2 separate regions of the Mus musculus genome follow, and region 1 is linked to region 2. A link is a loop called in an ENCODE intact Hi-C map of the cell type or tissue named here. Cell type or tissue: heart. All regions are shown on one strand. Each heading gives the region's core, and the rest is flanking DNA. Links, peaks and the distances in the headings are about the cores only. Region 1 holds the start of Gm38956 (a long non-coding RNA gene). Region 2 overlaps Spag9 (sperm associated antigen 9).

The links. A loop is a pair of places that touch in the nucleus more often than their neighbours do. Peaks named below come from ENCODE experiments on the same cell type or tissue, not always from the same donor. Only the 100,000 strongest peaks of a DNase experiment are listed, where the experiment ranks them.
Region 1: it touches region 2 in a loop (6-fold over the local background); 39 of 42 quality-filtered maps call a loop at or near these places.

What each region holds. Positions count from the first base shown.
Region 1 is chr11:94,269,728-94,285,832 of GRCm38, reverse strand. It overlaps Gm38956 (a long non-coding RNA gene), which reads left to right and starts at 7,956. Exons shown (of 3, transcript XR_880146.1): 1 at 7,956-8,989; 2 at 9,082-9,148; 3 at 14,078-14,394. It overlaps Gm21885 (predicted gene, 21885), which reads right to left and starts at 3,994. Exons shown (of 4, transcript NM_001378258.1): 1 at 3,852-3,994; 2 at 2,248-2,322; 3 at 1,002-1,177. The coding sequence starts at 3,891. It overlaps Gm38953 (a long non-coding RNA gene), which reads left to right and starts at 14,436. Exons shown (of 2, transcript XR_880145.1): 1 at 14,436-15,076; 2 at 15,661-15,877. In heart, for the core only: a CTCF peak has its summit at 8,642; a DNase peak (open chromatin) is centred at 8,632; H3K4me3 peaks cover 1,449 bases; H3K27ac peaks cover 2,401 bases.
Region 2 is chr11:94,121,591-94,137,695 of GRCm38, reverse strand. It overlaps Spag9 (sperm associated antigen 9), which reads right to left. Exons shown (of 29, transcript NM_027569.3): 29 at 11,603-14,974. The coding sequence ends at 14,859. It overlaps B230206L02Rik (RIKEN cDNA B230206L02 gene), which reads right to left and starts at 4,240. Exons shown (of 4, transcript NR_167701.1): 1 at 4,141-4,240. In heart, for the core only: CTCF peaks have their summits at 7,901 (motif pointing left) and 9,543 (motif pointing left); DNase peaks (open chromatin) are centred at 7,845, 9,525 and 10,825; H3K27ac peaks cover 946 bases.

The DNA.
Region 1 (16,105 bases), core at 5,540-13,539, 150 kb before region 2:
GATGGGAAAGATTGAGGGATTTAAGAACACTATGTAAGTCACTGAAGTAAGGCAAACTATTACTGAGAGCTGCTTCAGATTGGCTTTTGTCTCTCCCTGGGGATGTCAGCAGTTGAATTGTTTTTTTGAGACAGTCTCTGCCTGGCATTCAAAGGTGTCTACCTCTGCTTCTCCCAAGTACTAGGGTCATCAAGGTGTGAGCCGACATGCCCAGCCTGATACTAACACTGTCTGGAAAGTGTGATCATCTTGTGACTTAATGATAATTTACAAAGGTTCTATCATTAAGGACTGAGGCATCAATAAAAAGGCCAAGGGCATTTCAGAAGGTTTTTGTCCTGGAACTTAGACTATAAGACCACAGATCTACTCACCTCCCAAGTGCTGGGATTACTAAAGGTGTGTGCCACCACTGGCCAGCTTGGGGGAAAAAATCTTAAAGCATGAAACCTGATATTATAACTTGAGATCTACATTTTCTTCCTGGGGAGAAAAATTCAAAGAAGGGTTAGAGAGATGGCTCAGCTGTTAGGAGCACTGTCTGCTTTTCCAGAGGTCCTGAGTTCAATTCCCAGCAACCACATGATGGCTCACAACCATCTGTAATGGAATCCGATGCCCTCTTCTGGTGTGTGTCTGAAGAGAGCAATACTGTGCTCATATACATTAAATAAGTAAGTCTTTAAATAAAGTTCAAAGAAACATTTCTGTGGATTGCTAGGCAGTAAGTGCAGACCATGTTCTAGTCTGAGGACAATATTGTCTTTATTAGCCAGAGATTGGCCCAGCTAAAAATAAAAGCCTTTAAGTTGCAGATCACTTGCCGCTCAAGCAGGCTTGTAACATGAGTAGAAAAACGGCTGGTTGAAAGTGTCCCAGTTACTTCATGGCTCTCCTGTAGGTTCTAGCATCTTAAACTTCACTTGGAACATAAAAACTGAATGATTGGCTTTGTGTCACTTCACCCACCAGAATGGTGCCTTCGGTGGTATGTGACCTACCTTCCGGAGCAGTGTGTTTGGCAGCTTCCTCATCTTCTCCACTTGTTCTGGGGGGATCCCCAGTTGAGAGCAGCTCACCTGGAGTAGGTTGTGGTAACTTAACTCTTGTCTGGGCAGCTCAATTTCAATGAAGTCATTTTCTCTGGAATCCTGAATTCTCACTTTAAGCACCAGCTCTGGTCACCCATAAATTCAACATAGTTTTTTTAAGAGATAAAATACCCATTTTAAAGATTGTTAACATCAGTTATTAGAGCAAAGATGATGCTAAGAATTGAACCATAAGTAGACTTGAAGTTTTTGCAGATATGCTGCGCTGACCGTAGTTTGTGCCCACCTGGCCAACTACTAATAGATTTGATTGCAGTTTGATGCCAGCCAGTCTTTCCAAGGTGTGTTTTTGTTTAGTTATTTGGAAAAGACATATGTCTTTGAATGCCATGTGTGTGTGTGCAGGTACCTGTGGCCAAAAAGTGTTCGATCTTCTGGACTGGAGTTAGAGTCAGTTGTGACCTGCCAGATGAGAACCAAACTGGACTCCTGGAAGAGCTGTAAGCACCCAGCTTTCTGAGCCATCTCTCCAGCCCCCATTTGTCTTTAAAAGCAGGTCTCACTATACAGCCCAAATAGACCTTGAACTCTGGACTCTCCTACCTCAGCCTTGGAATGACAGGCATGCATGCCACACCTGGCATCTTCCTGTGTCTGGACTGGGGACTAAATACATGTACAGCAAGTATACTCTGAGTGATATTTTTAGCTCTTAGAGATTTAAAATACATAATGGAGGATTGGAGAGATAGATGCCTCAGTGGTTAAGAGCACTAGCTGCTCCTCCAGAGAACCTGGGTTCCATTCCCAGCACCCACATGATAGCTAATAACTATCTGTAACTCCAGTTACAGGGATCCACTGGCCTCTGAGGGTACCAGCCACACATGGTGCACATACGTACATGCAGAAAATCACCCATACATATGAAAGGAAAGCACACAGTGGATATTTTAAGACAGTGTAGCAGTTGGGATATTTGGCCGTTGGAAAGTTACTATGAAATATTTATTGGGCCAGGTGCCAATCACTTAGTGTGATTCTTGCAGCATCCCTTGAGAGCTAGTGATTTGTGCAACTATGGCACTGAATGTGAGTCTTGACAGTTTACTCTCTCAAGGACTGTATGGACTAGAGAGATGCGGAGCCATGTGGTGAGCAGTTTGACAACATGGTCCAAGAGCCTAGGCCTTACCTAGACCGGCGCTGTCTGTTGTGCTGTTGTGTGGCTCAGTCGGCAAGTGTGGGTTCATGCCGTGTTGACTTTGACCTGGGAGAGTTAGGAAAGAGATGGTCTGAGAAAGTGGTAGTTCCAGTGCTTGCCTGGGTCTGCTTCCTTCTCCCCCCACCCAAGCCTATTCTCCCTTCATGGGTAGACCAGGAAAAGGACTAGTCTTAATCTTATAATAATAAAGGTTTATTTCCGGGTGGGGCATGCTGTGGTTCCTGTGTGAAACCTTTTAAGTAGGCTCTGAGGATTGGATTTGGGTCTTGGGCTTATGTGGCAACTGGCCATCCCTTGGACCCTGGTTTTAACTATGAGTGATTTTTTTTCTTAATTACCAAATCATGAAAGGAAGCCAAGTCTATAAAGTGGTGCCTAGTCTGGGAAAGGAATATTTGTAATCTATGCTCTTATGTTTCTATTGGTATTTTTTTTTTTTTGTATGCACTATTTTGTTTCCAGGTCTCTAGTGAAGCTACGTAGTAGAAAGGTCCAGTTATACAGAGAAACCCATAGGCAGAGAAAAGCTTCCTTTAAAACCTTGTAGGGTGGGCTGGAGAGAGAGCCATTAAGAGCACTGACTGCTCTTCTAAAAGTCCCGAGTTCAATTCCCAGCAACCACATGGTAACTCACAACCATAACTGAAAACAGCAACAGTGTACTCACACGCAATTTAAAACAAAACAAACCAAAACTAAAAACACCTTGTAGGGCTGAGGTTCCGTCATGCCTAGGGCCCTGGGTTTGATTCCCAACACGAGTAACAACAAAACTCCAAGGAGATGAATGAGTCTTTAGAGTTGAGTGAGCTTTTGCAGGGCAGAAGAGGCAGGTGACAGTGAGGAGAGAGTTACTGTGGTACCCACTGAGGTGACAGCATTTGCCAGGGTAGAAGTTGAAATGAATAATTTCAAGACAGCAATGGCTTTGGGTCTCTCCAAATGCAAACCCTGCTTGTACTGCAGTGTCACATGCTCCAGGTGGGGAGACAGCCCTGCGCAGCACAGCCCCCTTCTCACTCAGCAGAACTGTCCCATTCCTCACTCAGGGATTGTGAGGTCGTCTTTGCCCTTCCAACCTCTGCCATGGAATGACTCAGCCCTGTGCCCAGAGGCTGGTCTCTCCTAAGTAGCGTCTCACACGTTTGTAAAGTGGAGCAGTGGGTTTGTGAGGTTCTGCTAACTCTTTGAGGAACTTTCCCAAACCTAACTGGGTGGCAACAAATTGGGGTCTGAATGCATCCTTTGACACCGAGTTCTACACCTTGAGTAAGGTATGTGATTGCTCTGAACCTGGAACCAAAAAAAAAAAAAAAAAAAAAAAAAAGGCCTAGTTCATTCACATGGTGACAAGAAGAAAAAGGAGTGCTCTGGAGGCCCCCTTGGCACCAGTGAGTGCCAGATACTGCCTGCTGCTGCTTGCATTTGTTTAGCTGGTCCTGGGACAGAGCCCTTGGCCCAGTTCCTCTGTTCATGACTGGCCCACTGCCTACAGCAGTAGTCACCACCTTCCCCCACTACCCTTTGCCACCGTTCCCCTTGAGGACTGTTTTTGGGACATGATCCAGACTTACCTGCCATCGTCTCCCTGATACCCTGTTCAGGCTCCTTCATGACAGATCAGTGTTCCCTCTCACGTTCTATATCAGAGTCCAGCCAAATAGTGTCCTAGTGCCTCAACACAGGTCTGTGCAGTAAGATAGTATGTTCTGTTACCGGCCCTGTAATATCGGCAGGGTTATTTATTGCTACACAGGCTTAGGTGTGCCATGTGACAGCAGACTGAAGTTCAAGGCTTCTCACTCCCTTCTAGGCTCTGACTCCTGAATACAGTTCAGGGTGGGAATGGGGCCCTTTGCTCTGGTCTGACTACCAGGTTAAAGCCCTGTGTGTGTAATGAACAGCTACAGTGGGGAAATTGTTTAAGGAGCAAATGAGGAATCAGGTCCAAGGAAATGAAATGCTGTCAGTCATGTGGCCAGTTAGGCACATGCTGGCAATAGACTTGGGTGGCATGTCTGCCTCCCCACCATGCTATGCTGACGATGACTTCCTGCCATGATTGGAGGAAGGTAGGGCTGACAGGAGGAGGTAGGTCTGCCTGGCCTGACCTGAGCATGGGTATGGAAATGTACTTTGGCCTGCCAGGGTGTGGTGAGCCATAAACAAGCACCCCGAATCACCCCACCTGTTGAAACAGGCTCAGTGGGGTGGGGGCTGCAGCTGAGGGCAACCTCCACTCATCCCATACTGTTCTCACAGCTCATTTGTTCCCTGTGCATGTGTGCACGCAGTCACCCAGCAGTACTCACTGCGCTTCTATTAATGGCCCCGCCGGCCTGATGATTTGAGATTCACCTTTCCTGTTTTCCCTGTCTCTCATCTCCCCGTTGGTGTCTTGTCTAACTCATGCTAAGACAGCATGGGTTTAACTAGAGAGGGTTATGCTGATTTTCCTCAGCCAGGAAAGCCAGTTCTCCTTCATAGCTTCGATTTTCTGACATTTTTTCCTTAACCATTATTGCTTTTTAAAGTTTTTTTATGTGGTCTATGGGCAGGTAAGATGCATCACCAAAGACACCCCCAAGCTTTACAACCTGGGTTCCTGAACCCAGCCAAGGCTGAAGGGAGAGAACCGGCTCCACCAAATCACCCCCATCTTCATATGTGCACTCCCAGCCTCAGCAGCGCACAGTGTGGCTGCCCTTTGTCCACACTGATTTTTCAAAGGATGTTTGTACCAATTAACCTTGGGAAGCAGAAAATGTTCTACTGACCCCTCCCCCAGCCAAGGACAGATTGTATAGTGTAGGGTGTATAACATAATAAAGACAGTGTTTCCAGTGGCAAACACCATACTACTTGTGCAGAGGTTTTATATGTGTGTGTGTGTGTGTGTGTGTGTGTGTGTGTGTGTGTGTGTGCACGCGCGCATGCGCACCACTGAGCCCCAAAGGCCTTTTCAGTGAGTCCAAGGCCAACATAGTTTCCCACCTGATAAACAGTACAAGAAGGGGAGGGGTGAGAAACCTGGCTGCTTCAGAAAATACTAGCTCATTGGGATTTGGATGAGAAGTCTTCCCACAAAAGGCCCATTGTTCCAGCTGGTGGTGCCATTGAGAGGTTATGGGCCTATCATAAGAGTGATAACTAGGAGGTGAGCCTAGTTGGAGGAAGGGGGTCACTGAGGTGAGGTTGGGGCGGGGTCACTTCTTTCATCTGCACTTCTGGGCTGCCATGAGGACAGCTTTGCTTTTCCAGTGCCCCTCTGCGTGGTGGTACCGTATGAACATGAACTGTGACCTCTGAAACCAGAAGCCAAAAGGAATCTTTCCTCAGTTGTATCATCCATCTTTCATCTTGGGTATCTTGTCACCATGACAACAAGGAAAGATAAAGGAAAACCAAAAACCTGGCTCTTGGGATACGAGACTGAAACAACTAAATAGTATCTGAGTATTCTCCAGCCTTCACAAAAACCATAGACTCACTAAAGGAAAACCTATACAGGCTGATCAAATTCCCTCCAAGGGGGAACAGCTCAGCCCTAGTAGAGAATTGTAGGCTTTTTTAATGGGCTGCACCAGAGTATTCCAGGGTGTGGCTCTGATGTACTCTGCCAGATTCCTCATTGAAGCTCACATTTCCAGACCCTTGTCTACCCAAACACCCATGTCGATCTCTACAGGGAAATTCTTAGGCACAAGATGGCTGGGCTGAAGGACGAGTGCACTGGTCCCCAAGCTGACAGAACATCTTGGAGGTTGTTTCTGTGTCTTGTTTCCTTTTCTCCTGTCTTGTTCTGTTTGAGAGTGTTTTTACTTGTCTTTCTTTCCATGCATTTAAAATGGTCCCATCCTTGCCGGGTAGTGGTGATGCACGCCTTTAATCCTAGCACTTGGGAGGCAGAGGCAAGCAGTTTTCTCAGTTCAAGGACAGCCAGGGCTATACAGAGAAACCCTGTCTCGAAACAAAATAAAATAAAATAAAATAAAATAAAAATCCCATCTGATTCCACTCCCCCAACCCCACCCTGAGGACTGAAGAGATGCATCGCTCAGTGGTTAAGAACACTTGCTGCACAATTTTGGGGACCAGAGTTTAAACTCCAGCATCCATATAACAAGATAGGCACTCGGCATGCTTGTAACCCCAGCTCTGAGGACGACAGACACAGGTGGGTTGCTGAGGCTCGCTGGCATCCCTCCGAGCTAGGAAAAAAATGAGCCCCAGGTTCAGGAAGAGATCCTGCCTCAAAGGACTCCACAGAGGCTACAAAGGGGGGCAGGAAGACACTCACGCCCTCTCTTATCTCCATACATGTGCACAGAAGCATGCACATTTTAAGCAGTATTTCTATTTTGACTATGTGTATGTGTGCATGCCTATGTGTGAGTGTGGGCAGGTGATTACAGTGTCCACAGAGGCCAAAGGCATTGGGTCCCTTGGAGCTACAGCGGTTGTGAGCCACTCTGATGGTTCTGGGGCTCAAACTTGGGTCCTCTGCAAGAGCACCACATGCCTTAACCACTGAGCCATCTGTCCAGCTTCACAATTTTTTTAAAAAAATCAAACAATTCTTAACCAGATGTGGCACACCCAGGAGAGGCAGAGGTAGGTAGATCTCTGTGAGTTAGGGCCAGTCTGATATACATGGTCAGTTCTAGGACAGCCAGAGCTCTTTCAACAACAACAACCTGGCAAAGGCAACTTAAGGAAGGAAAGGGCTTATTTCACTCATGAGTTGAAGATGATGTCCATTATGGTAGAGAAGACATGGTGGGAGCAGAAAGCAGCCAGTCACACTGCGTCCACAATCAGGAAGCAGAGATGAACGCCCATGTTCAGTGTTCTTTCTCCTGTTTAGTCACTCTGGGATCTCCGCTTACATGTAGGGTGGGTCTCCACACCTTAGTTTAGCCTGGTCTAGAAACCTCCTCACGGGCATGCTCAGAAATTTGTCCCCTTAATAATTCTAGATCCTGGTAAACTGACAGTGCTAACCAATGCACTTAACAATTGTAAATTTGTGAGAAAAGAACACATTTCATTATAGGATAAAAATCCTGGGAGCAGCAAATTACAAATACTCAATTTTTAAATAAATAGAAATGATTTTCTTTCTAAAATTTAATTATGTAGTATATAAAAGATAGATGCTGCCCTCTTCCCCCGCCCCCCCCCCCAAGTACTCATGGTTAAATGGAGGCAGGAGGATTAGAAGTGTAAGGTCATCCTTGGTTACATAGTGAGTTTGGGCTACATGAGAGTCAGTCTTTAAAAAGGGGGTCTGGAGAGATGGCTCAGCAGTTAAAGGACACTGCTGCTCTTCCAGAGGTCCTGCTTTCTGTTCCTAGCACCTACATGGTGGCTCACAAAGGCCTGTAACTCCACTTCCAAGGGCTCTGATGCCCTCTTCTGGCTTCCAAAGGCTCCTGTATGCTTTCACATGTTGTATAAGGACAAGCGCGGGCACACACACACTACACACTATACACACACACACATACATACACATATACACACACACACACACATGAAAGAGAGAGAAGAGAAAGAAGAAAGAAAGAAAGAAAGAAAGAGAGAGAGAGAGAGAGGGAGGGAGGGAGGGAGGGAGGGAGGGAGAAAGGAAGAAAGAAAGAAAGAAAGAAAGAAAGAAAGAAAGAAAGAAAGAAAGAAAGAAAGAAAGAAAGAAAGAAAGAAAGAAAGAAAGAAAGAAAGAAAGAAAGAAAGGTGTTTGGAGGGTTTCCTCCATACTTCACCATGGCCCTCAGAGGGAAGCCGAGTACCTGGACCCCTGGAGGAATGCCTCCAGCCGGCACAGTGACACTGTGGGTGTCTTTACAGACATTCTGCTTGCAATAGTTTGAAACTGCAGTCTCCAGAGAGACCTTAGTCCTCTGCTGGCCTCCAACATGAGTGGCTGAACTGTGCATATGCCGTCTCTTTTAATTCTAGCCTCCAAGTAAGTGTGAAGGAGTATGTCGTTTTCGTTTCGACTGTGGAGGTCAGAGGACAGCTTTCCGGAATCCTTTCTCATGTTCTACCCTGACTCAGGTTCGGATTCAGGACACCAGGTTTGAGCAGCAGTTATCACTACCTGATGAGTCCCTCATCTTTCACTTTTGCATCTTATTTCCACGTGGGCAGTCAACACTTAGTGAAGATCTGTTTCCCTTCTATCTTCCCAGAATGCCCTTCCCCAGACCCGGATCCTCTAGAATAGTCACAGAGCTGAGTTGGGTTTTAACCCCATACAACATGAGCGCTCCTCTCTCCTCGCTGAGCTCTGAGTACCAGCTGAACTAGGTACTCCGACGCAACGCATGCGCAGGGAAGTGCCACGCTGTTATTTCTCTCACATCCACGAGGGGTCGCACAACGCCTTCCAGAGTTCGCCCCAAGAACCTGCGCCTTAGTAAATCCCTTCCCTCCGGAACCTCCCATCTCTCCCAACACCACCTTCGGGTTTAAAGTTCCAGAGCTGTATTCCTGGTTGTCCCAGAAACCTATCCGTGCAGCCGCTTGGCGTGATTTAACTGAGCTATGGGAAGCATGCAGTCTGACTCCTTCATTCAGTACCCTATACTGTGCTTTCCTCGTCAGCAAAATGATAATCCCCACTGCGCTGAGCGCTATCCAAGAGAGTGGGGAGCCTCATCTCATTTTGAGCATGGTGTCCAGCACATTCCAGGAGCCCGGTATACCCCAGGTGCCTACTGAAAAAGTCATTTTACCTAGATGTCAAACTCTCCCTGTAAAACTCACCATGTCCTCCTTGGCTTTTGTCTTCGTGGGCACCAGGGGCAGCAAGGTTTCCTGAGTGAGATCTCTATAATGGAGGCAGACTTCAGGCCCTCAAGTCAGACGTGTGAGTGTTTTTACTTTCTGTCCATGGAAATTTTCACCTCCATCTCCTTTTCCCATGTTGCATGGCGTGAAAGCATTCTTTTCTGGAAAAATTCAAGGTTGCCTTGGCGAATTCTAAGTGTCCCTCCTCCTTCTCCTTCCAGTTGGAGCCATGGAGATAGCTTCTGGTTTTGGATGCTAATTTGTTTTAGTGGACATCTACAAAGACGGCCTCTGGCCTCACTCAGCATCTTTTGCAAATGTCTATATATTTCAGATACATCGTTGCCAATGTCTACCGTTGCTGGGTACATCCAAGGAGTCTATGGTCCATCCAGACCTCAGACTGATTGACCCTCAGCGTCTTCTGACCCCAGAACCTTGTCTCAGCCTCTTGAGGAGGAAATGGAGGACTGGGCTATCTCGGTCCCTCTCTTTCCAGACAAACCATATAGTCCACCATGTCCAGTTTATGTGGAGATACGTGTAGGGTGTTCTGGGAATGTTGGTATCTCTGTCCCCTAACTTCTGTGGCACCCAGATGCTGAAGCTGGGGTGAGGCAGGAGAATGCCTCCCATGGTTGGGGTTTTGCTGAGGCAAGGCTCTGAACTCCAATGTTCAGCAGTCAAGCTCCCACAGCACAGCCTTGATAAACTAAGGCATTATGATACATCACAGGCTAGGATGATACACCAAGAAAGAAGCCTGGCTGACAATTCCAACACTAGCCTGTCACACCTTTTACCCTGTTTTTTGGTACTCTGGTACAGGCTGACTCATCTTCTCCAGGACCGCAGGGTTTGTTTGTGCTCCTGGTAACTTGAAGGGTGGAGACAGGGCTCTTGGATGTGGTTTCTAAGAGGTGAGGTGGGGTAGAAGGTAGACAAAGACGAGCTACTGGTTGTACACAGCAGAAAACCAGGCTGGCTAATTCTGCCCAGTGAGAATTTTCTGGAAGGGTGACTGAGCAGTCCACAGAATCACCAGGTAAACTAAGAAGACCCATCTCTTAAATTGTCCAGGAACCCATAAGACTGCAGTAGAACCACAGGAAAGGACTCTAGAGGACCGTCCTGCTGCCCCCAGGGTCAAGTTGCCCCTGGATGCTGTTGCTGGGGACATGATGAATGGCATCTCTGATGGCCCTGGCTTCTCAGGGGGCCCAGGTTCAGTGCCCACGAACTCTGTAGGGATGTTGTGAGGGATCTTTGGCCTGTAGGGGGTTCCCATTCTGGATTAGCCCCACCTCCACCATGGTGTGTAGCTGCTAAGCAACCAAAACCAACAAACACCAACCTCTGTAATTTCCCTGAATTTGCCATTGCCAAGAGGCAGTCTCCAACCTGCCTCCCGTAGGCAGCTGGCTACTCAGAGTACCGCTTGCAGATGTGGGTCAGAGACCTCACGAAGCTCGGTGAAGCCGCCCAGACAAGTTGAGTGCTTCTAGAGAATTCCTACGCCAGCCTTCTCTCCATGGCTAGGGCCATTGAACTCTGTCTCAGGCATGGTTTAAATCTTTATGTAGATTACATTGGGTCTTATATCTGTTTTGTTTTGTTTGTTTGTTTATATGTGTGTACGTGTGCGCGTGCACACAAATGCCAATGCTGACACACATGTACAGCCCAGAGGAATACACCAGTGGCTTGTTTGATTGCTCTCTTCTTATTTCTGGGAATCTACCTGTCCCCACCATTAGAGCACAGCCATGCCCAGCCGGGGGGCCTGGGGATCCAGGCTCAGGTCCTTGTACTCTCATCTCTCTGGCCCCTGAGAATTAATTTTAAAGTTTGACAGCAATGACTAGGATTAGACAGGTAAGCTGTAACAGGAAATAAGAAGTATTGAATGTCTTGGGAGAGAAAGGGGGAATGCGATTGAAGGACCTGAATGGGGAGCTATGTGACCGGCGGGTAGAATCCTCTGAGTGACTCAGAACTCCTGTCCCTGACTCAGCCCACCTTAGGAGCAATGACCTCACACTGCAATCTGTGTCCTCTTCCTGTCCCACTTCACTGATCTCCCCATTTCCTCGGCCCCTCAGTTAGTGTGTCCTTGGGGCTCAAGGCAATATGAAGTCTCATGCTACACTGCTCAGTCTTGCCTACACAGCCTAGCTCCCAGGTCTCCTGGATCTGGAGCCTGCAGACTCAACTTGGCTACCTTTCCCTGGGCCACAGTCATGCTGGTCCTTGCCCCCACCCCCAACCCCCACCCCACACACACCTGCCGGTGAGGCCTGTGCACTGGCTGGTCCACACTGTGAATGGACTTCTGCATCCCCGCTGCAGGCATGCCCAGGCATGTTCTTGCGGTGAGGCAGAGAGCTGATAAGGCCTCAGCTTATCTCCCTGAACTCTGTGAATGTTTCCCTGGCCAAAGAAAACCCATGGCTGAGGCCAGAGTCCATATTGGGAGACAGCAGAAATTGGTGGTATACTCTGAGACAGGGGGATTGGAGAACGTGAGACCTGCCATGAAGGCCCGTGCTCCGAGTCCTTTGTGCCCAGTAGATCTGCCTCTGCCAGTGTCTCTGTCTGTTGGATGCCCTCTCATTTTTGCCCTGTTAAGCGTGTATGCCAGGCTTGCCTTGTGCCAGGCCCAGTTCTAGTCCCTGGAGTATGCCAGCACACAGTAGGATTTGTGCGTGCAGCACTTACAATTTAGAGATAATGACACCTCATAAACAGGAAAACCAACACTGGGCAGGGCTACCAAAAAAAATGATCCGAAGAAGGTGCTGTTCCTTCTTCGATGAGGTAGGCAGGAAAGGGCTTGCTGGCGTGTTTGAACTGAGAGCTCATGAAAAAGAGGGAGCCAAGCCCACCGGTGGGAAAGAAAGTTCCAGGTCAGGACAGTGCAAAGAACCAAAGTCTTGGAACAGTAGCCTGTGTATGCGAAACACATGGCTACATGGCTAGACCAGAGTCAATGAGAGATAGACAGTGTGCATGTTCGCATGCATATTGTAGCATCTGGTGAGGACTCTGGACTCTATTCCACGTGTAAGAATAGTTGTCTGAAGCAGTCGATAGGGCAGGGAGAAGCAACCTGAGTTTGTCAGGAGGTTCCTGTCTGCACAAGAAAAATGGGTCAGGGAGGGGAGAAGGAGAGCAGGGGCCCAGTTAGGAAATGTTGCCACCTCGGAGGTAAAGCTGGTAATAGTGGTGGCCCAGGAGGTAGCCACGCTCAGGAGTCACTTTGACTCTGTGACCCTGGTGTTTGCCAGTGCTGGGGAGGACAGGAGACAGGAAGGGGATGGGACTGATACTTTGAACCTGAACGCGTGGGCAAACAGAGTTGCCACCTGTAGACCTGGTAGGCACTGTTTGAGATCCACCAGTTCTGCCGAGAGGAAGGTACGTCTAGGCCCTAGACACAGAGCCTGGTTTGTGAGCGATCACGGGGCCTGTCGTAGTGATTGGGGGAAAAGGAAGCACAATGCCATCATCTGCCTCACAGGGTCATCTATGTCACTGTGCTCATTCACTCATTCAGTAAGACTTGAGCGAGCTCCAGACGTAATAAGCCAGACACTTGCGCGGGTTCCCTGGGAAGAAGAGAACCCTAACGAGACAGTGTTGCAGGCTGGAAACAGTGTTGCCTTGCTTTCTTGAGACAGTGCCTGGAAACAAAGTAGCTGCATTTTTCTACGTTGTTTCTTGACTTTTTGGTCAGGAGACAGATAACCAGGAAGCTAATGTATGTAAAAGGGGCTACTGTAAGGCCAGTGTGGTGCTATATACCAATCAACCCATTACAGGAAATAGAGGCAGAGAGATCAAGAGTTCAAGATCAGCCTGAACTGTGTAGTAAGACAATACCTTGTCTTAAATAAATATAGAAAAAAATACATCTTATATGAAGGTGGGTGAGTGAAAAGAAGATTGGGCCGAAACAAAGACAGTCTCAAAGACCGAATCCCAGACTCCTCTTAACCCAATTCATTTTCACAAAGTGGCTGCCTCATCTTCAGGAAGATAAGAAAGGCAGAGTGGACCATAGTGACCCTCGGGGGTCTTTCGGAAAGGTTTTTGTCTTGCAAGAACAGTGTCCTGAGACAAGGCTGCCCTTGTGAAAAGAGCCTGGTTGCCAAGCTCTGGGGATTAGGAATCTCAGTGAAACAGAACAGGTGTGTGTGTGTTGGGGGTGGGGGACACGACAGTAGGCCCCTCAGTAAAGCTGCCGACCCACTGCAGGATTCTGAGTGTGTGCAAAGGAGGTGGCTGGCTCTGCACCGTTTGAGGGTTTCTGCTATGTGAAGAATGGTCTTTGTGCTTTCTGGCTCCTCATCCTGCAAGGAATGAGGAGTGGAATCCCAGGTCTCCAAACGCTCATAAAACAGAGTCCCCACCTCAGTCCTGCCACGACACAGATGGGGGACCTCAAGCAATGTGGTTACGTGGACAACAGCACAGTGATGTCATTAGATCGGATTTAGAAGATGCAGCTTCAAACGATTGTGGGGTCGTTGGTGCTTGAGAGGAGGTTAACACGAGAATCTGAGCTGGGCTGAGTCGGTACAGGGTGGAGAGAGAATGATTTGTGAAATGGAAGTGATTCAAGGAGCCTTCATGGAGGAACTGGTGACAGCCAGGGCCGTTTCTGGGCTTTATAGATTGGGCGCTTGACAGAATGAACGGTTCCCTGAATCACAAGCCAGAGAAGGAAAATGAGGCTTGGTGGATGGGATCAAGTTAGACTCCATCCTGCAGTGTGAGAGGTCCGACCCACTGCTTGAGATATAAGGTTTGGGGAACACATAAGACCTAAAGATGCTGAACCATAGGTCACTGGAACCTGGGTGGGGTTGCAACAGAGCATACAGGATGGAAGGTCTGCTATGGGGAAGAACAGGAAGTGGCAGCAAGTGTCCTGGGGACACACAGAGAACGGAGACAGATGGCTGAGTTCCAGCCAATGGAATAAGCATGATAATGTTTCTTCTAGGTCCGGCTCATGAAACTCTACCCCCAGCCCACCAATTCTCTTCCCCAGGGCTCCGAAGATTTCTTCTGTAGTGGACCAAGAAGTCATGTCCTGAAGCTCTGTGAGCCGGGCAACCATCACGACGCGAATGCAACCCAAGGCCAGCGATAAGCTCAACCCACTGCAGGAGTCTGCAAATGAATAAAAATCAGACGTGGTGGGAGAATCCTGTAAGGGTGGCACTCAAGAGATGGAGGCTGCCAGGCCTTTAGGTGGATCTCTGTGAGTTCGAAGTCAGCCTGGTCTACAGAGCGAGTTCCAGGACAGCCAGGGCTACACAGAGGAACCCTGTCTCAAAAAACAAACAAACAAACAAACAAACAAACAAACTCAGCCAACCAACCAACCAAAACAAAACAAAACACAAACACAAAAGAGATGGAGGGAAGAGGATTAGAAGTTTATACGCTTAGCTGTATAGCACGACCTTGTTTTTTTTCTCTCTCTCTCTCTCTCTCTCTCTAGCTCATGCTGGGTTAGTACTCTGTAGCCCAAGGTGGCCTTGAACATGTGACCATCTTCCTCTTTTACCTTCCTGAGAGATGGGACCCATGAACCTTCATGGCTGACTTCCTCTCTCTCTCTCTCTCTCTCTCCCTCCCTCCCTCCCTCTCTCTCTCTCTTTCTTCTTTTAAAATGTGCATCAGTGTTTTTCCTGCTTGTATGTCTCTAAGTGAAGGTGTCAGATCTTGGAGTTATAGACAAGACAGTGGTGAGTTGCCATGTGGTTGCTGGGAATTGAACCTGGGTCCTCTGGAAGAGCAGTCAGTGCTCTCAACCACTGAGCCATCTCTCCAGCCTCTTTCTTTTCTTACAACAGGGTCTAACATACTCGTATTGGATTGAACTCATCATGAGGCTGAGACTGATGTCACTGTGACTGGTCATCATGCCTGGTTTTCTATTCTTGTTTCTTTCAGTCCTTTGAAGTTTTGTTTCTGGACTTCATTCGCAGGCCAGGTATTGACAACAGCTTCTCAGCTTCCCTTATCCACCATTTTAGAACATTACATTTTTACTTATTTTGATTCTGTGAGTAGGGATGGGAAGGGGTGCCTGTGAGGGTTCTCTCCATCCACCGTGTGGGCCTGGGGAGGGGAGGGGTGTGGAACTCAGGCTTCAGATTTGGCAGTGCGTCCCTTTAACTGATGAACCATCTGGCTGGGTCTCCCTTTTCAAAGTGAGAAATAAACTTACATTGTTTCTGGCAATGGAAATTTGGGAACTTCTCTTTTATATACGCTTATGTCACTTTATCTCAGTACCAAAGTTAGCATTGGTTATGTGGGTTCTTTGAGAGCAATGGATTCCTTCTCGGATCTTGATGACTTTAACCAGGAGTGCTAGCTATGGTCAGCCGTTGTAATGGTTCATATAGGAATGACCTTCATAGGCTCAAATATGTGAATGCTTGGTCATTAGGGCATGGCGCTCATTGAGGGAATTAGGAGGTATGGCCATGTTGGAGAGGGTGTGGCGCCAATGGAGGAAGTGTGTCAATGGAGGTGGATTTGGGGTTTCAAATGCTCTCTCTCTTCCTGCAGATCTAGCCATAGAACCCTCAGCTACTTCTCCAGTGCCACGCCTGCCTGCATGCCGTCATGCTTCCCGTCATGATGACAATGGACTAAACCTCTGAACTGTAAACCAGCTGTTGTGGGTCACTTTTGCTACCCCGCCTAAGCTCCGGGAATGGGCTGTGCTACCAGCCCCCACCCAGATTCCCTCAAATCCACAGATTAAAAAAAACACAGACACACATATTGCTCAATCTCAACTTGCCTTTTTGGTACAATTGCTAGGCACTACTCATCTCCCACCTGAAGAAGCATGCCTTATCAATATTCTTAGCTCCATAGCTCTCCACCTGCCCTAACTTTTAGTTGCTCAGTTACATCTAGTTCCTACTAAACACGTCCAACCTCCTGCCTGTAGGACCAGCCACAGGCCTCTGCTCTGCCCAAGATCTCACATGGCTGGTCACCTTTT
Region 2 (16,105 bases), core at 4,764-12,763:
TAGGAAGACAGGCTACACTGTTTGGTTGAGACAGGATCTTACTGTATGGCACTGGCTGGCTTGGAACTCTGTGTGGAGCAGGCTGGCCTCAAACTCTGATTGGTCTGCCTCTAGTCAGTGAGCCGAATATGCCACCGCAGCCAGCCTGTGCTTCAGTCTCGCACACTTTGAAACACTGGACAGCACTTTGGCTGTGTGACTTAACCCTCCTTGTTTACCAGCTTAGGCCTGGCTCCACCAGTGAGCAGGGCGGGATTCCCCGCTTGTGAAGCGCTGTCTCAGCGCTTGTTTCTCTAGCCACCTTCTGGACCAGTCTAACTCCCCACCTCCCCACATCCCTACCGGACTCACACTACTCCATTCTCCATCCTCCTCTGGCTCAGCCCTGGTGTCTTTTGATCTAGTGAGGTTCAAGGGAACAGATCAAGGATAGGTGTGTCTGTGGCTGTAGAGACCATTGATGACCAAGAACTACACACAGTATAAAGATGTGTGTGTTGGGAGGTGGTGGACATGGGAGGCTGTGTGTAGGATCTTCGTGGGGGTGTAAGAAAGAGAACATGGGTAACAGTGGTGGACTGTGGGGTGTAGGCAAAAGTTACAGGAAGGTTTTGGCAGGTGGAGCTGGGGGACTTTGGGGCCCCAGTAAGGGCCTCTCCCTCATGATCAGTCCTGTGGCCAGTGGGCCCTGCCCAGTCAATGAACTCAGGGTCTGGAAGAGTCAGCGGCTTTTCCAACCGTTTTGCCAAATGGGATGTCAGCACCGGGGCGGGGCAGGGCAAGAGAGGGAAGGGGGATGCCTCGGGCAGACCAGACTGAAGGTGGCAATGACTTCATGACAACTGGTTGCCGAGCAGCTGGCTGAGGGGGTGGGGACCTGGAGCCTGACTGGGCCAGGAGACCTGCCCCCTTGGCCACTGGTCAAGGCCAAAACTGTTGTTCCTTTTCCAAGGTGACCGGGCCTCAGTTTCCTTCCTGAGGGTTCTTGGGGCCTGCACACCCAGGGGTCTTGGGGAAGGACACCTAACCCTGCTTTACAGATAAGGAAACTGAGGCTCACTAAAGTGGTGAGGCTGGGAATGGGGCAGGGCAGGAGAGGGGTAGGAGGTAGCAGGTCCCCTACTGTGTCTTACACAGTGGCATTTTAGCCACTAAAGACTGAGTGAGCCCTGGGCCTTCTCTGGGCCCTAGGCATTATGGCTCTCAAACCCGTCTAAAGGAGTGCCTCCATATACTTTCCTACTAGTGGGGGGCAATCAACACCAGTAGCTGTGCACCCCCCCATCACTGTAGCTAGAAGCTTGGGCTCCTCCTACCACAGGCCAGAGGCTGGCTTCTACTCCAGCAGAAGGTTTGTTTTCCAGCCAAGGCATCACGGATTACTGGCTCAGACTGGCTCCTCAGCAGGGCTGGAGGGGACCCCAGATCACAGACCTGGTGGGTGTGAGCCTGGTCTTTGTACCCACAAACTGAGATCAGCTTTGGGGGTGTTCTTTCTCCTACTGTTTACTAGTTTCCCATAAGAATAATAACCACCCTCCATAACCTTTGTAGTCCACAAAGGACTTTCACAAACATCCTCTGGTTTAGTGCTCACCCTAGGCCCCATGACAAGCTATTCATACACCCATTTTATAGACTGAGAAACTGAAGTCAAAGGGAGAGAGATTCACAATGAGTCTCAGATCACAGGGCCAGGCCGTGGCTGGCGCTTGAGCCTCTCTGATCCAGACACCTGCCACAGCAGCAGCTTTCTCAGGGAGCGTGGTAGCCATGTGACTTCTCAGAGGACAGCCTGGGTCCTGCAGCCAATAGTGAGCCAGCAATGCAGCAGCCCTCTGCATTTCCAGCCTGTAAGATGTGAAGCCTACCTGCTACCTGCTTGTTGCTGTTGAGGCCGGGGGAGGGGAGGGCACAGGGAAGCAAAGGCGACCAGCACTGAGACCACAAAGGTGACCACAGCTAGCCATGGAACACTCGGGAGGGTCTCCGAGAACAGGGCTGGCTGCTGTTGGTGCTGGGCTCTGGCCAAGGAGTGGAAGGACTAACATTTCCTGGAACAAGAGTCTACCAACCATGCCTAGGACCAGCTGCTGCCGTGTGTGGCTCTGCCCTCAGCAGGAGAAAGGAGACAGTATAGTGAAGTGTGAGGTTTTCTCAAAGTGACATAGGGTCTGAAAGACACTTTCCCCTGGGGGTGGGGGGCACGGGGACAGGGACACTCCTAGTCCCTCTGGCCTGCATGAGTGCACTCAGCATATTGGAAAGCTGGAGTTGCTGGCCGATCCCAGTTGCTTTTTTGGAAATAGTAATCAGAGAGACCGCTAACACTGAGGACCAGCCAGCCACCCTTTCCTCCAGTGACTCAATCTATAACGAAGTTGTTTTCTGTATGTATGTGGACGGGGCTCCCTTTTCGTATCTTTTTCTGAGACAGTCTCATTAGGTATACCGCACTGGCTGGCCTGGACCTTGTGATCCTCCGGTCTCAGCCCCTGCAATGTGGGGATTATAGGTGCCTACTGCATAAAATGATCTGTGGTTATTTGGGTTTTTTGTTTTTATTTTTATTGAGGGTACCAGGATACCTAGAAAACCTCTCCTGGGGAAGAGGTTGGGATCATGCCCCACGTCACCCATGCCACAGAGCCTAGGCTTCCTCGGGGAACCTGAGCAAAAGGAACATTCCAGTGAGTGTACTGGGAATTCTTAGAAAAGTTTCAGGGCCATCTATCTGTGCCATCTATCCTTGACTCCTTTCTGACCGGGATCTGTGGGGAAATGTCCTCTTAAGCCTCTCAGCCCTCCTGGGCTACAACTGTCTCCCCCAGAGCCCTCAAATAATCCGGTCCCTGTGAGGAGACATTGGGTACAGCTGGCCGCCTGCCCCTCTGAGAGGGCATGCTAGTAATGTCAAGGCCAAATATAGAGGGAACCAGATACCTCATGGGCCCAGGGCCTAGGGAGCCCCATGGACTCCACCGCACCTGCCCCACCCCCAGCTCTTTCGGAGTCCTGCAACCTCCACCCCCTTCCAGCCTGGGCAAGCAGCCAGGAGACTGGCATCCCCTTCTCCTGGCCCCAGTCCACTTGGGGACATGTCCCAACAAGTCCAAGCACAGCAGGAGGCTGGCCCAAGGGTGTGGGGGGCAGAGTTTGCGCTGGGCGTGCGTGCCTGCGTGGGGACACCTCTCCAAGCCCTTTTACAAGCGTACCTTCCCACCTGGCTCTCAACACCAGGAGGCCAAGAGGAACCACTCCTGCCCTTGGTTCTTTAACTTCCTCGGGAGACCAAGACCATAAAGCTGGGGTGGGGGAGACCAGAGAGCCAGGTCAAACCCCAATAAACTGCTGGACACACCGAACTGCAAATAATTAGTCCCGATTGCCTCCACCGTCCTCTCTGGGGAGTGAAAGGTCAAAGGGCAGAGTTGCTGACGCAAATGTCAAGGGAGACATGTGGAGGCTTGAAACAGCTGGGATCCTGCTCCCAGCGAGGTCACTAGAGCCCTGAACACTGTGTCCCCCCCGCCCCCGCCCCCCGCCCCGGGCAACTGGGAGAGCTGTTCTCAAAGCACCAGAGGTGAGGGGGCTCTGTGGCTTTTCCCTCCTGGCTCCAAGGTCACCGAGACCTGATGGAGAAGGTTAATCAGGCTCTTGGGGAAAGCTTAACCTGCCTGATACTCGGTTCTGCTCGTGAGCCTCTGCTACCTCTACAAAGAGGGAAGAGACCTCTGTCTCCTGTGAGGGGAATCCTGGCTCCAAACCCTCTTCTCGGTTGGCACACCTTGGCAGCTCTGCCAGTCTGTGCACAGTGGCGACCCCCAGCGGCTGGATTAGGGCTTGAACTTGGGGCTGGGGCTAGGCTGCTGCCATCCTAACACTGCAGCCTGAGGCCCAGGCCAGGGAACATGGGACATAGCAAGAGCAGCTTGGCTTTGGTCAAGAATATTTACTAAGCCTTAATTTTTTCCTCCTTGAATTGTGGCTAGACCTCAGCCGAAATAGCCCACTGTTAGCATAATAGGGTCAACATGTCTAAGGATGAACTCCGCCTCCTGGGCCCAAACCTGCTCCTCCTCCGGACTTCCCTGTTTCCATTAATAGCACTGCCACCACCCAGTCCCTGGAGCTCCGAACCTTGTCATCTTCAACTCCTCCTCTCTGGACTGGGCACCTGACCTGCCCCTCCTCAGTCTTCAGGCCACCCTTCCGTCCTCCAGCGAGTTGGCCTTTTTACAGAGCCACTGGAGTGCTCAACAGCGCCACCTATGGGCCAGACCCGATCACATGACCCAACACCTGCTGACTTTGTAACCTGGGGCAAGTCTCAGCTTCCTTGGCTATAACTTGAGAGTGAGAATAGTCATTTGGTAGGATAATGTGTGACCCAAGTGACAGAATGTACCTGAAAACCCTATCATGTAGGATGTTCCTAGGCACAGGAAAATTTTACACACCCTGTTCTCCAAAGCCTCTATTTTATAAACAAGGAACTGAGACCTGACAGGGGCATTGAATACCAAGTGTCTTTACAATACACTGCAGAGCCAGCTAGGATGTGGAAGCTCCTGGAAGTTTTAGTGTGTCTCCCTCCCCCATCATTCCACTCTAGAACCCACAATTAAAAGCTGCCGCTGGCTTCATTAGGCCCATCCCCTGCCTTCAGGGGGAGGGACACCTGCCAGGTGTCCAGGTCATTAGCCATAGGAAGTAATCTTGAGATGTGACAAGCACAGGTCACATACAGCAGTCTGAGTCAGGGAAGCCATGTGCAAGGTTCCAAATGGGGCTGAGCATACAGCCACCTGCTTGAGGGGCAAGGCCTCATTCCAGAAGTTCCAAAGGGTAGGGGTCTCTGGTGCAACTCAGCTGCCCTGAGTGGCCTTGTACCTTTAGTGGCCATGTACTTCTTAGGGTCAGGAAGTGAAGTACAGGCTACCCCAGCTTGCTGTTATCCAGGCCTTCTTCCCTGTGGGAAGATGTTCCCTTCATTCACCCTGTGGATAGGACTTGAATTCCACACACTCCCTTCAGATGAATGGTAGGAGACCTGCCTAGGTCATAATCATTACCAGATTTCCCTGAAGAGGCCACAGCAAGAACTGCTGGTGAAAAGGCTTTTAGCATGAGGTGGATGGACCCTCCTGGAGTCCTTGTCACCTGTCCTCTAAGGCCATGGCTCTCAAGTGGATGGTTGCTTTTGTATTCCCAGCGGACACTTAGCAGCATCTAGAACCCGTTTCTCTTGTCACAAATGGAGAGTGGGTACCGCTAGACATTTTTAGTGGGTCAGGACCAAACATGATGCTCTAAGCCTCTTAGGGCTCAGGACAGAACTGAAGACGGGCCAGCCAGCTGACAGGCACAGGCCTGACCTCCAGCTTTTGTAATGATCTTTGGGTTCTTGTCCCCCTGCCCAGCCCAGGGAAGTTTCTAGAATAGTCCATGCTGACTTCTCAACTCTTTCAACAAGGACAAAGAGGCCCTGGAAAGACACCCAGACCTGGACACTCCCCATCCTGTTTCATGAGCCTTGTTGTCCACTGGATCTGCATGTAGTCCCTGGCACTGAATTCATTAGGGGAAAGCTGAGAGCAGTGAGGTACAAAATGGCTCTCTCAGCTCTCCTTAGATTCAGCCTGCAGCCCCGGGAGGGAGGTGAACTTGTTGAGGAGCAGAGGCAGGAATACCTTGTCAGGGCCAGGAAGCTTCTGCAGCACTGTCTAGTGGTCACATGTTCTCCTTTGGCCTCTACAAACACCATTCCTATGTAAACCAGTGCCCTGAGACTCCCTGGTGTCCCCAAATGGTCTCTAGGGTCTCCGCCTGACCTCTAGAGCTCTGCTAGGGTGTCTTATACAGCCTTGGTATCAGAGCCTCTCAGATAACCCAGGTGTCTGCCCCGAGGTAACTGACAGTGACCCTGAGATCCCATTCTGGAACTGCCTACCTTGTGGGGCTGGGGACTCATACAGGCTCACCCTCTGTCTCGTCTTGAGGACATCGCATTCCTCACCATGGTGATGGACCCCTGGAGGAAGGAGAAGCCCTGAGTGCCTGAGTGCAGGTGAGGATCTGAGGGGTCTGGAGTTCTAGAAAAGCCACTAGCCTCAGGGGTCACCTCTGTTTGGGGTCACATCCATTTCATGGAAATTTGCTCCATGGCGCTTAATCTTTACCTTTCTTTCCATTATGTTGCCACTGTGTGTGTGTGTGTGTGTGTGTGTGTGTGTGTGTGTGTATGTGTGTGTGTGTGTGTGTGTGTGTGTGTGTGAGTGATGTGGGAGGGAGGTACGGGGGCATGGCTACCAGCTTGCTTCAGTGTTGCAGCCAGCAGGCCACCCTCATCTTCTAGTCTTTTATCTGTATCGGCCCGGCCCGGAGCTGGGGAGGGACAGTGAAGGACTGGCCTTCCTGCCCAAGGGTTGTTCCTGTCATTCTGTACTGGGTCAGGACCTCCAAAGAAGGTCTGGGAATTTGACTTCTGCCTGAAAGGGGTCTCTGCATGAACCCCCAACTCTCCGGCTAATCTAGTCCCTCCCCAGCTTCTCTGTCATTTCCTGACACAAAACTCTCTGTCCCAAGCAACTTACCTCGCTCTTCCCTTTCTCTGCCCATGTTGTCAGGTCATGCCAGCTGGGGGGATCTGGACTGCACAGGGTCAGTCCAGGGTGGAGTTTTCAGTACCAGATGGTAGGGGGGAGTTACCTCCCTAGGGGTACTTCCAATGTTATTTGGGGCATTCATTTCCATCCATCTGGAATAACTGTGAGTCCTCTGAACCTTAAACTCCCTGAGCTTGGGGCTGCCAATCCCTGCTGTTGAGATGCCCCATCCTTCAGCCTGTGCTTGCTTTAGCCAGCTGTGTGACACATGCTCTCTTTGTGTTAGCATCCTGGAGAGGGAATGTTGAATGTTGGTGAAGCTCGTCTCCCTCCATAGGGCCAACAGTCAAAACCTCACCTACCCCAACCTTCTGGTGATGTCTACTTCATCTTCTTTACCCTCAGGAAGATCCACTAACATGTAACACCCATTACAGATGGAGGACTCCCCCACCCCATTCCATCCCCGGCTGTTGAGAATCTTTTTCAAGGCAGAAAGCTATCCTACAACCCATCTGGTCCAGCACTGTTGTGTTTTAGAATTGAAAACCAAGGTTCAGAGAGAAAAAAAGACCAAGCTAAAGTTCTGGCCACACAGAGCACCAGGGTTGTTGGAGGGTTGTTGTGAGTCTCTTAGTGGCAAGGGCAGTGGCCTAGCAGGTTCCTGTGACAAGTGCAGAGAGGTGAGGGGAGTGTGACCTTGGAGGGTTATTCCAGGCACACAGACACATGCTCTCCCCCTAATCTTTACCCCCTCCTTTCTTTCCAGCAGCAGCTATAAAAGCCAGGAAATAGCTGTGGATTGATGGCCTGTAATGGGCTTAGTTAGCTCTGTGACCTGCTGAGTTATGTAACTCCTAGTTGCTATCAGCTTGGATAAAGTCTCCATTGAAGCAACTCACTAAGCTGACTCCATGGCATCTCCTTGAGTGTCTTTAGAGGCAGGCGGCAGCAGAAATTCGTCTGCAACTTCAAAGACCAGAAATCGTGATGTGGACATTTCCAAAAATCCTTTAAGCCAATGTTTTTTGTACCCATCTCGAAACCCGCTCACCTCCGTAGCAGCCCCATGCTTGGATGCCTAGGCTTTGCCTTGGTAGAGCTGAGCAGAGGTGTTTTCCTTCCCCTACTGAAGGGATGAGGAAGAGAAACAGGGCAGTGAGCAAGCCAAGCACTGCCGGGGCAAGGGAAGCCCTGAACAGGCTCATCTCTGCTGTTGCTGCGCTTGGCTTCTGGCTCACTGGCACTTGGAAGGTTAAGATCAGAATGGCGCCACCTTGTGCTGAAAAGGGAGAATAGCCCCAGTTCTTCATAGCACAGTGGGTCTTCTTTATCACCCATTCCTTTCCTGCTCTGGAAGAGGTGGGGTCTTGTTATCCAAGGATTCCCCCTCCTTAAATTTCATTTCTCATCCCACCATCTCAGTTAAAGGGACCTAGGAAGAAGGCGTCTAAAGGTGTTGATGCTTGCCCAGTTTCTGCCTGTCTCCAAGGTCTCTGAGGAAACACAAGTGCCTGAGATGTTCCCAGGCAGTAGAGCCACCTCTTTGTGAAGAATGCCTTACATTGCTGCTCCTAATTCTTTGTGAAGACCTCTGGGCAGCTTCTCCAAAGCCGCAGCATGGATGGCATGTGTGCTCGCACGGATGCAGGCATGCACGCCTGCTCCCCCAGGTGCAGACCAAACCAGAGCGTGAAGAGCCAGTAGCTGAAAATCCACTTCAGAATTTGGAACTCAAACCACAGATCTTTGTCTGGGATGAGTCAATGGTATAAGAAGGTAGGCTTGTTGGCAAAGGGCAATAGGAAAAAGAAACTGAGGCACCTGCACAGAAGGATACGGGTGTCTTGTTAATTGTTCAGTGATAAATGATCTCATGGGCTTTTGCAACACAGGTTCTGGAGGCCATCACTGTGGTGACAAGGAGGAAAACCTGGTTTCTGAACAGTTACTCTACTTTGGGGTGTCTGTGCCTGAGATGCCCTGCTGATATCTCCAAAGATACAATTTTGCCTTCTTGCTTGGGAAGAGTGATGCTAGGCTTGAAAATCCTACCAAGGGCATCGGAACCTTCTGGACCCTACTCCCCAAGTTCCCTGTTGTGCCTATGTTAATTTTCCTTAGTTCTGTGTCTGTTTGCCACGCGTGTGCTGAGGTTGGTTCTTGTTACAAAGCGTCATGAACAACAGGTGTCAGGTATGCGTGAACGGTTTCTACAACTGTCACCGTCACCACTGTTCCCAGGCTTCTCTCTGGCTGCAGAGGAATCAAAGTCGCTCTTAGATGTAAAATGTAATCTTCCTGCGTTTAATTTTCAGGATGAACACTTGACCGGGGCCCAGTTGCAGATCTGCCTCCACAGGCAGCGGCTCCATGCCCAGTTAATCTGGTTTCACCAAGCACTGAGCTGCCTTCTGTTCTCTCAGGCCTGTGTGTCCAAGGCCAGGCCTCTGGGTAACATAAGCTCAGCAGTGCTCTCCACAGGGGTTCTCTGCAGGTCTCCTATCAATTTATGGGCACATACTTAGAAAAACTACATGCCATGAAAACGACACTAGGCACAAAGCTAATGACCTCTTCCTATCAAAACTATAAGAAATTGTCTCGCCAAGCAATACAGGCTTCATGAGGGGAAATATTGTTTACCCCTTTAAGGTAGCACCAGGTTTATGGTATCCTAATCTTCAATTGCCCTTGAATCAGAAAATAAGGACTGTGAAGTTGAGGTGGTGGTAGGGGATAACTGGCCGAGAATGAAGAAAGCTTTGTCTCCTAGGAAACAAGATGCTTGGGACTCCAGCTAGGCTGCTCTCATTCTCAAAAGCAAATGTACCAACTTGAGGATAAGAACACGGGGTAACTCTGAGATGAAAACAGGGACAACCCTGTTGTGCAGTAGCTCCCAGGGTAGATCATGGCCACACCTCCCTCTTCTGGCCTGACTGAGAACTGCATCTTATGGGTGAGACGTCAGTACCCAGAGTCTGGGCATATTTTGTCCCCCTTAAGGCCTAAACTCAAATCACAACTCTTCATCTCTGTGGGCGGAAGCTATTATGCTGCTTTCGGCTGGCCAAAAAAAAATCAAAGAGCTAAACTATCTGTCCTCATGTCTCTTTTGATAAACTGGAAATTGTTTTAAGTATTCCAAACCCTCCTTCCCCAACCCCACTGGAGGGCCAGGAACCTGCCCAGGCCAATAAAGTGAGAGCCTGTGTGGGGAGCCGCCCTCACATTCGCCGTTACAAGATGGCGCTGACATCCTGTGTTCTAAGTGGTAAACAAATAATCTGCGCATGTGCCAAGGGTAGTTTTCCACCCCATGTGCTCTGCCTTCCCCGTGACGACAACTCGGCCGATGGGCTGCAGCCAATCAGGGAGTAATACGTCCTAGGCGGAGAATAATTCTCCTTAAAAAGGGACGGGGTTTCGCCATTCTCTCCTCTTGCTCTTGCTCTGGCTCTTGCTCTCTTGCTCTCTGGCTCCTAAAGATGTAAGCAATAGAGCTCTTGCGCTCTTGCGCTCTGGCTCCTAAAGATGTAAGCAATAGAGCTCTTGCTCTCTTGCACTCTTGCTCCTGAAGATGTAAGCAATAAAGCTTTGCCGCAGAAGATTCTGGTTTGTTGCGTTCTTCCTGGCTGGTCGCGAGAACGCTTGTAAGAAGCCTGTTTTAAAAGAATAAAACAAAAAGTACAGGCAAAGATTATCATTATTTAGAAGTGGTAGTAGCAGCCTCTGCTCGGCATGATAGTGCATACTTTAAATCCTAGCACTCAGGAGGGAGAAGAAAATGGATCTCTAGGGTTTGAGGCAAGGAGGAAGAGGAGGAGAGGAGGAGGAGGGAAAAGAAAAAAAGGAAAACCCCACTGTTCTTACATTTTGATTGTTAAAATTATCCCCTCGAGTGTGTGTGTGTGTGTGTGTGTCTGTATCTGTATGCATACATGCCAAGGTCAGAAGATGGCTTGTAGGGGTCACTTTTCTCCTTCTATCATACGGATGCTAGGGACAGACCTTAAGCACCTTCATCTACTGTGCCAACTCACAGGTACCAAATCTCAGCATCATCAAACCATGTTGGTACAACAGTGAATGCCACTGCACTAAGCCGCGTACTTACACTGTGCTGCCATGGGCCCCGTGGTCACTCATGCTCTCACATCACCCGTGCCAGAAAGCCGTCCTGCAGCGCGTCTCTTATCACTGAGTGATCAACTGCAGGAGGCTGAGGGCAGGTCTTACCCAGCACTCCTACCTGTCAACTAAATGCCCTCCTGACCAGTGCCAAGTGCGTACTCAGGAGCCACAGATAGGTCTGAATGTTCCCTCTGCTCACTTAAAAAAAAAATTATTTATTCTAAGTACACTGTAGCTGTCCTCAGCCACTCCAGAAGAGGGAGTCAGATCCTGTTACAGATGGTTGTGAGCCACCATGTGGTTGCTGAGATTTGAACTCAGAACCTTTGGAAGAGCAGTCAGTGCTCTTAACCGCTGAGCCATCTCTCCAGTCAGCCCCACTTTTGTTTGTTTGTTTGTTTGTTTGTTTGTTTGAGACAGGATTTCTCTGTGTAGCCCTGGCTACCCTGGAACTCACTCTGTAGACCAGGCTGTCCTGGAACTCGGAAATCTGCCTGCCTCTGCCTCTGCCTCCCAAGTGCTGGGATTAAAGGTGTGCATCACCACGCCTGGCTTCCCTCTGCTCACCTTTTTTTTTTTTTTTTTATTCCAAGACAGGATTTCTCTGTATAGCCCTGGAGCTCATTTTGTAGACCAGGCTGGCCTTGAACTCAGAAATCTGACTGCCTCTGCCTCCCGAGTGCTGGGATCAAAAGGCGTGCGCTACCACGCCTGGCTATCTGCTCACTTTTTACCAGTGCCAAACAACCATAATCTTGGTTCTCAGAAATGACATGTTTTATGGAACATATTATTGAACTTTCTGATAAATACCAAGTCTAGAGCCCCAAGAAAGATAAAAACAAACCACACTAGACTTCACACATGTTTCATATACATATTTATATATATTTCATGTACAAAGTTACATTCCGAACCCCAGGGATTCCATAATAGAAATAAATACTGAAATAACTACATTGCTAAATGAGCTTTTTACGCATAGAAATGAAGCCGTGGCCTCTAAAGACAGCAAATGGGACAATTCTAGAACCCAATTTATGAGGCAAGTAAAGTTCTGGATTTCTAGAATGAAAACAAATTTAGGATACAAACAGTTAAAACATATTCAAATATTGAGAAATATATGATAAAATTATTAATAGAACTTCATTTTAAAGAGAAAGACAATTAGTGTTACAGAATAGCATAACCCTGTTAGAAAAGCATTTATGATTTCAACATTTGTTTCCTTCTCTTCCCATCTTATAAAGTGGGATGCAATCAGTCTCTTTGCCAACATGATCAATTAAGAAGAACCCTAGTCTGGTCGAGTCCTTTGGTAATAGTCATAATACTTCCTAGGAAATAAATATCCATTTTCATGGCATTTGCAAGACACACATTTTTAATATGAGGCATTTTGTTTTGTTCCAAAGGCTGCACGTTTAGTGGTCTCTTCTCAACTTCACAGGCAGTGAACGATGCTCCAGCTGAGAGTGGATTTTCCTCCCACAGTAACCACATTCCACCTCAATAGTGATGGGCCGCATCGCTCTATGTTGAAATGTTTTAAACTCCCTGCAAGCTGCAACTTGTAAGAAAGACAAATTTGGATCTACATGAGTTAGAGAAGTTATTCTCAAACCTGAGTTGTAGAAAGCAGTCTCCTTCCTTTTGCCTCACAGAGATTTAACCTGCACTTCCTATCGCGTGTTAGGTTGAAACATACAGCACTGCTATTTCTATAGACCAGTAATGGCTGTCCACTGGCAATTCATACGGTTTAGCCTCATATATAACCCATATAACCCGGATGTAACAAAACGAGAACTCTCAGTGCCCTGCCTTCTTCCTTTAAAAGTCAGTTTTTGCATGGGAGGCTGCCTAGAGGCACGTAAGCCTTCTTGGCCCTGTGGTGACAATGGCATTTTAGACCCTGTCACTGTCTGCAATCAGCTTATCCTGGTATTTCTTCCAAAGATCACCCCCTTGACCAAAATAAACATCACAAGAATATTTGTGTTATGGGGGAAGAGGAAGAGAAGCAGAATTACAAATATAAGCACAGCCCTTAAAACAAGCCGCACGGGTGCCTCTGCGTTCTCTCGTCCTTGAGCTAGTTCACAGGGCCACAGTAATGTGAGATCTTTAGCTAAAATCACCATGCACCTACAGTCTGCAAGTGAAGTCAACATTGTTACATTTCAAAGAAACAATTATAACCAGGGTAACACATTTGAATATTTCTTCTTTAGCATCTGATTCCCTGAGTTACTCTGGACCACACAAACATGAAAAGCACTTCTGAACAATGACAGGGACACTTCTTGGGATTAAAACTCTCCAAAACTTTTGTGTTTCCTTATGAATTTATACAACATTTCCAATAAATGTTAATAATGCTTTTTAAAAGTATTTGCCACAAATGATTCAGATTTAAAATAAAGACATAGCAGACAAGCTAAAGAAGTGGTCTGCACCAAAAAAAATGAATAAGTAGATCAAACAAAATATTGATTATCCTTTATACAGCTTTATCAAAACAGGTGTTTTTCTTTTAAAACATACAGGGCCACAATTTTAGAGTGTGCCCAATGTGCTTAATGATACAAAAGCCTCCCATGCTCACTAGGTCCTATGTATTTTAGGATCTAGCCTAATCATATACATGTGAAAAAAATCCCTGGTATATTTTTTACACATATTTTTGTATGACAGTCCGGGGGAAATCCCCCGTACTTGGACAATTAGAGATCTGTATTTGATTTCTTTTCTATGAGGTGGTCCTTCCAATGACCCGAAGACCTGTTTCCTGTATGTTTTTAAGAGATCACATAAAATTAAGTTCAACTTTGCTTGCAGCAGTGGGTAAGAAATGGTAAATCATTTACTTTCAGGAAGCTTGAGAGAGGAAAGCAAGCCTGTAGCTCATGGTTTTTGAAACCTCCTAAGGTTACCAGTTAAAGCTAGATGTGACCCCACTTTCTCAGATGGATGCCACGAATGGAGACAGGTGCAGACTCTGCCTGCTTTCCCACCGCACTTCCTTGAAGATGGCATTTTATCAGGGAACAAATGCTGAAGAGTAGTTATACCAAGCAAGCACTAGGTGTTTGGTAGTTTTATACAGAATAAAACAAATCACCTTTCCTACTCATTAAGCACTCAGCAAACGAGGCAGAATCCACGGCCACCACAGTGTCCCCTCCGTGATAGGTTAAGAGCAGCCTAGGGACATGTGGCTAATGGGTACATTTTTTTCTATGGAAAAAACTGAATCCACTACCACCATTCTCTAGGACAAGGAATTCAAAACATAATTTCCTTTTAGACCATCCTTCCAGTATTGAAGTGTCCTCCACACTTCCCAGGTTATTTCCTAAACGTCAGATAATACACTTCTTAAATGTCAGTATGAAAATGGGTGAAATTCATCTAAAATATGAGAATATTCAGAGAAGCAGGCTTCGTAAACTTTAGAGTTCTAATGAGACAGGAACAAGAAATTTTATTTAAATAGTGTAGCCTTAATTTCTTTAATATAAAACCCCCCGAGTCTGATGAAAACAAAGTTTTATATACCATATAAACAAGATTTGTCAGAATTGAAAGTGAAAGTTAAAGTACTTTACAGTTAGCTCTTAGCGCTCTTGGGACATTCAGACAAATCGTGATAATCCGTCTGTTATTAGTGCGTCAATTCTATAATACACTGGGGAAAACTCTATTGTACTTCATGGTACAATTTCATTTATTAAGTCTTTTCCATTAGTTCCATTATTAGTGACAGGTAAAACATGGCCTCATCAATTAAGTGAGTGACATTAGACTGTGGCAGAGCAAACCACATCTGGATTGCTTTCTGTAATTTATCAGTTTACAGAAAGTAAACCTTCTTCGATTTGTTCATGATATACTGAAATTTCCTATTAACACTGGTGCAGTAAACTAGCTCGCTCCTCTGTATTGTTACCATAGAACAGATTGTGTAATATAAAGGTAACAGGGGAAAATGCTCACATTATTATGTGGTGAAATGTCTTTCACAAAAAGAGCATTAAATAAAGGAAAAAGGGAAAATAAACCATGCAGAAGAGGCAACTTCCTCATCCTCGTCTGTCTCTCACAGACTCATTCATTGCCACACATCACTTGCCACACTATCAGGTGACTCCTCTCGGCTTTGGTGACTGAAGGTTCCAGTGGAAGATCCTCTCCCAGAAGTTCAGATTCTCCACCTTCATCACCTAAAGGATCATAAGGAAACTGAGGTTAGGTGGAATACAGATGATGTGTATTGGACTCATAGTTGGCCTAGAAACACAATGCATGTGATGCCTAGGAGGGCACAAAGCATGTTTGATTTCTACTGCAGAGAACACGGGAAAGAACACCAGGGGGCCGGGGAGATGAGACGTGGCTCAGCGGTTAAGAGCAGTTGATAGTCTTCCAGAGGACCTGAGTTTGATTCTCAGCACCCCTGTTAGGCAGCTCATAGCCATCTGTAACTACAGTCCCAGGCGATCTGACTCCCTCTTTTGGCCTCCAAGGGTAGCCATACACACACACACACACACACACACACACACACACACACACACACACGAAAGCTAGTTCACAATAGTATGCTGGACAGTATTACAACATGTCTGTCTTAGGGTTTTATTTTATTGCTGTGAAGAGACATCATGACCATGGAAATTCTTATAAAGGCAAACATTTAGTTGGGATTAGCTTACAGTTCAGAGGTTTAGTCCGTTATCATGATGACAGGAAGCATGGTGCATACAAGCAGACATAACGCTAGAGGAGCTGAGAGTCCTACATCTTGATACGAAAGCAACCAGGAGGAGACCGGATTCTACACTGGCTACTCTGAGCATATGAGACCTCAAAGTCCCACCTCCACAGTGACACACTTCCTCTAACAAGGCCTCACCTACTCCAACAATGCCACACCTCTTAGTAGTGCCACTCTCTATGGCCAAGCAGTCAAACAAATGAATCTGTGGGGACCACAACGTTCACTGGTAACAGGAATGGGAGATGAAAAGAGCAAATATACTCAGTTATGTGTTTGGCCAAAACAAACATTCTACTCGTTTATTTCAATTTAAGAAAACACAAATATGGAGCATATTAAATAAGGCCCACTGCAGATGTCACGTCTGTCTCCTCAGATGAAGTGACAAGTAGGAGCAGACTCAAGCTGTGCGACTACATGGCCTGGGTGGAGCCCAGAGAATGTCCTTCTCTGTTCTAACTACCCCAGGCCCGGAAGCTTCGCCTCTATACAATCGAATCTTCTCCAAGCCCGAGCCTTGAAGGCTTCGCTTCCAGCCTCCACCTGCTAACCTAGGCCTCCTAGAACGTTTCAG